Regions from separate parts of the Homo sapiens genome. Here region 1 is linked to region 2. Evidence: read pairs that join two places in POLR2A ChIA-PET (ENCODE). Cell type or tissue: Panc1. All regions are shown on one strand.

Region 1 (2,500 bases), 79 kb after region 2:
GGTGGCACATGCATATAGTCCCAGCTACTTGGGAAACTGAGGCAGAAAGTTTGCTTGAGCCCAGGAGTTCAAGGCAGCAGTGAGCTATGATCACACCACTGCACTCCAGCCTGGCCAACAGAGTGAGACCCTGTCTCTACTTCAGAAAGAAAAAAGAGAAAAGAAAAAGAAAAAAGAAAAGGCAAATATGGAAGAAAAGGCTCTTTTATGGAGTGAAGAGACAGAGAGTTGAGAGTCAATATCAAGAAGATATCAAGGCCAGGCATGGTGGTTCTTGTCTGTAATCCCAGCACTTTGGGAGGCGGAGGCAGGTGGATTGCTTGAGCCCAGGAGTTTGAGACAAGCCTGGGCAACATAGTGAAACCCTCCCTCTATAAAAAATACAAAAATTAACTAGGCATGGTGGTGTGCTTGTAGTCCCAGTTACTCAGAAGGCTGAAGCGGGGATCACTTGAGCCCAGGAGGTCAGGTTGACGCTGCAGTGCAGTGGTGATAGCACCGCTGCACTCCAGCCTGGGTGACAGAGCAAGACCCTGTCTCAAAAAAAAAAAAAAAAAAGCCACCCTTAGGAAGGAGAGAATTCCAAGGAAGTTCAAATGTTATAAAGAAAACAATATATAGAAAAACGCTGGCAGTATTGTGGTCATTAGTAACTTTAAGGAGGGTTCCTCTGCATTTCCTAAGTTAATTTAACCAATATTTATTGAGTACCTGCTGTGTCCCGAGCCCTCATGAACTCAGTATAAAAGGAGACACCCAGGTAATTGATTGTATCTTGAGTGGATATCTCCCTGGAGAGAGTGCAGCAGAGGGGAACTCCTCAGTACCTCATGAGAGTGGGAGGATGGTTTTGTGTCCTGAGCTGTATCTTAAAGGATAAGTAGGAGTGAACCAGGAGGGATATGTCCAGGGCACCACTCACAGTGGGGTTTTGGGTAGCATAAAAGGCAAAGCAGGGGACCAGACACCAGACCAGCAAGATAGTCTGGAATCTGATCCCTCAAGGGGAGCTTGGGCATTATCCTGAAGGCATTTCCTGGAAACACTGAAGGATGTAATACAGAGGAGTAAAAAGATGACTCACACTTTAAATAATAATTCACTTGGCAGTTCTGAGAATGACCTAAGGGAAACAGATCTGGGGGCAAGAAGGGCTCTTAGGAGACTAATGCACCAATCCTGGTGTTTGGGTGTGTGGGTACGAAGTTCTTTCATTTGCAGTTGCTGTATGAGTTTATTTTTCTGCCTTAACTAAGGTCCCTGAGAAAAACAGAACCACGTTTTATGCTTTTGTAAATTTCCTCTTTCTCTCCAAGCTGAGCATGTGGTCCATCATGAGCCATCTGGGAAAATACACTTTTATACTGGGAACCTTTCTGACATATGCATGCTTTTCAGGAAATTGGGAAGTATATCCTAATTGAAAATTAGTTTCAGAGTTGAGATACATTGTAGGACTCAATATATTGCCCTTATTAGAAGGCAAATCTTTTACTGTCATACACATGACTAAGCTGGACCTCAGGAAGAATTCATTTCTGTTTTCTACATTTAATTGACATGAAGGTTTATTCATCCCTACCATTATTAATATCAAGAAAATGGACAGAGGCACTAGCATTATTTTAATCAGGTTAGTTCTAGATAATGGGTGAATTATCCTAGGAAGAGAAGAACTAAAACTGGCCCCTGGCAAACTCCTAATGATGAGTCTGTACTGCCATCATTGGTGGTGTCCCTCGGCAGCTCAAGGCCATGTTGGGTGAATGTGGGCCTGTGGGGAAGTCCTGTAGTGCTCCCTGGAGAGCCTGGGGAGAGACCACCAGCAGTACCCAGCTGTTTAGTAACCACGCTCTGATTGGTGTGTCTCATAATCGGTAGTGCTGGGCAGCTGTTATATCTAGAACAAGTTTCTGCTGGCGGCCGAAGTCCACTGTTTTTGACATTATGGTCCTTAGAGGACGGTGATAATGGTCATGTGTAACCTGCCAGAAAGTTAATTGTTCACAGCAGCTTGAGTGTAATATCTCCTGGTTATACTAGTATAAAAAGGCTTTCTGCAAGAAATGCAATATGAATTGGGCCTCCAAAATCTAGGTTTCTCTGTGCCTTTTTAAAATTAAAACTTTAAAAAAATGCCTGGAGCTAAAAAGAGAGAAAAAATAGAATTAACTCATTTATAGATTATTAAAAACCCAATATGCTCTACGACATAGAAAAGTAAGCATATATGTTCTTATTCAAAAATTTCATCAGATGTGTATTTCATCAGAATGATAGGGCAAAATTGATATTTAAGATCAGAAATACACCTGAAAGATCAGGACTCTGGTATCCACCTAAACCATGGTAGAACATATGTAAGGTTGAGAGAGAAAAATGTAGGTTGGGATGTTGAATGGACAGCTGTTGCTGGATTTGTATTGAATTGATGCTTCTTCGCTTCAGAAACAGCTCTTCTGGCATGATGGTGACCTGCCATGGAAAATGCTGGGTCCCA
Region 2 (2,500 bases):
AGCAATTCTCTGCCTCAGTCTCCCGAGTAGCTGGAATTACAGGCACACTCTACCACGCCCAGCTAATTTTTTTTTTTTTTTTTCTTCAGACGGAGTCTTGCTCTGTCGCCCAGGCTGGAGTGCAGTGGCGCAATCTCGGCTCACTGCAAGCTCCGTCTCCCAGGTTCACACCATTCGCCTGCCTCAGCCTCCCAAGTAGCTGGGACTACGGGCGCCCACCACCACACCTGGCTAATTTTTTGTATTTTTTAGTAGAGACAGGGTTTCACCGTGTTAGCCAGGATGGTCTTGATCTCCTGACCTCGTGATCCACCCGCCTCAGCCTCCCAAAGTGCTGGGATTACAGGCGTGAGCCACCGCGCCTGGCCACGCCCAGCTAATTTTTGTATTTGTAGTAGAAACAGGGTTTCACCATATTGGCCAGGCTGGTCTTGAACTCCTGACCTCATGATCCACCCACCTCGGCCTCCCAAAGGAGGAATAGATGCTGGGATTACAGGCGTGAGCCACCACTCCCTGCCCAAATGTGTGTTATCTTAAGCTACTAAGTTTCTGATGATTTGAGCAGCAATGGGAAACCACTACATACTCCCTCACTGATCTTCTCCCATGCCCTGAACACGCCAAGTTTGTTCTGGCTTCTGGGCCTTTGCCCTTGCTGTACCCTCTACCTGGAGTGCTCTGCCCTGAAATTTTATAATGACCACCCTACCTGAAGTATCCCACATGGTCGTCATTCTTTATCACACACCTTATTTTACTTTCTTCATACTATGATCACCACCTGAAGTTGCCTTGTTGGTTGATTTGTTTGTTTTCTCCCTGTAGCATTCAACAGAAAGTATAAGTTCCACCAGATAAGAATTTTATCTGTCTTTTTTGTTGCTGTATCCATGAGGCCTAGGGCACTATCTGTCACACAGTATCCTCTGTCTCAATGGAGGTGTACAGTAAGCGATTTGGGGGAAGGTAGGAACGGAAGTAGCAAAACATATGCACAAACTCGTGTCATTCTACTCCTAAACATTTATAAGATGGGCCCACTGTTAAGCCACCTCCCCTCACACTGTAGATGGTTTCTTCTAGAACCTTGCCAGATTTGGAAATGAGGGAGAAGAGACATAAACTCAGAGAAATAATCTTACCATGCCTTTCTTCCCACTGTTGGCTTTGTGAGTCACTATGGAAGACTTCCAAGATGGAACAAAATGGATTTGTTTCAAAGGTCCTTGTTGATTACAATACTCTGAGACCTTTCCAATATACAGAACTTCTTTACTGTATATACAGTAAATTCAGTATTTATATTCTACTTTTGTAATGGAAAATATGAATATCCATTTAGCTTCTTTCCAAGAGGACTGATACAAATAAGGAAATTCCAGTGATTCCTTACAAATGGATATCTCTTTTTCCCTCTTGTGTGAGGATTAGCAGCAATATTAATACCACACATTTACATAGGGTAACACGGTTCTCCTGAAACATGTATTTTAGGATTTGTTTGGAAAACATGGAAGTTAGTGCTTTACAGATGTCAATGAATCATCCTTAGTTATCTAAGAGAGCTAGAAAATGTCACTGGGGAGCCATGTTGGTTGACTCTAAGGCCTAGGCAGAAGCCTACAAAGGCGTTCCCCAATCCCATCACCACAGTGGTTCGTCTAAGTGAGTGGGTGGGGAGAAGGCGGAACAGCTCTGGCAAACCAAGCTTATATCACTCTTGCTGCTAGCTTTCCCAGGGAAGGAGTACTGTCTCTTTCTCAGTCCCTCCATCCATAATCCCACAACAGGAGCTCATCAGGTTATATGTCTGTCCATTAACCATTTGCTGAGGCCAGAAAGATGCAGTTCTCTGATTGGTCAAGACTACCTCTCACGATGCCCACTTCCAAATTTAGCATCAGAATTAACTACACTTAATTGCTTCAAGAAAAGCTAGAAGGGCCAAATGCAGTGACTTAGGCCTGTAATCCCAGCACTTCAGGAGGCCAAAGTGAGAGAATGGTTTGAGGCCAGGAGGTCAAGACCAGCCTCGGCAACATAGTTTCTTAAAAAAAAAAAAAAAAAGAGAGAAAGAAAAGAAAAAAGAAAAGAGAAGAAGAGCTGGAGAAAGGAGTTTCCTAAGGAAAAACAAAACTGGATTTGTTACCAGTAGGAGGAATAGATGCTGGGCAGGCAAAAAGCAACATATGTCCTTTGCCTTCCCCATTTGCTAAAGGTGGAGTTTCAGGCACCAAAACTCTTGAATAAGAGAGATATTTTTGAAGTGTGTGGTTGTTTTTTTTTTCCCAATCCTTAGATAACACTTCATTACCACCAGCCTACTTCACTTGCATTAAAGAGCCATCTGGTCTGCGTTTGACTATTCTATCCATGTTGCTTGCAGTTCTAGCTTAAATCCCTTGGCTTGTAAAGTCAGTTAGCAGCATTTAAATATGCTGAATTCTGGAAATGTTGGGATTATAAATAGTTCATCATATTTTAGAAATGCAAACAG

What was found. Peaks named below come from ENCODE experiments on the same cell type or tissue, not always from the same donor. Only the 100,000 strongest peaks of a DNase experiment are listed, where the experiment ranks them.
Region 1: POLR2A ChIA-PET joins it to region 2 with 14 read pairs; 3 of 35 experiments call an interaction of 5 or more read pairs at or near these places.

The regions. Positions count from the first base shown.
Region 1 is chr1:84,631,695-84,634,194 of GRCh38, reverse strand. LINC01555 (long intergenic non-protein coding RNA 1555) reads left to right here. Exons shown (of 3, transcript NR_027379.1): 2 at 2,449-2,500. All of the region lies in intron 3 of LOC124904206 (a long non-coding RNA gene), which reads right to left. Among named protein-coding and RNA genes, the nearest start is that of LINC01555, 2.1 kb to the left of the region's middle. In Panc1, a CTCF peak has its summit at 1,146; a DNase peak (open chromatin) is centred at 994.
Region 2 is chr1:84,711,150-84,713,649 of GRCh38, reverse strand. No RefSeq gene overlaps it. Among named protein-coding and RNA genes, the nearest start is that of SSX2IP, 22 kb to the right of the region's middle. In Panc1, no CTCF peak of the experiment used is centred here; a DNase peak (open chromatin) is centred at 1,009.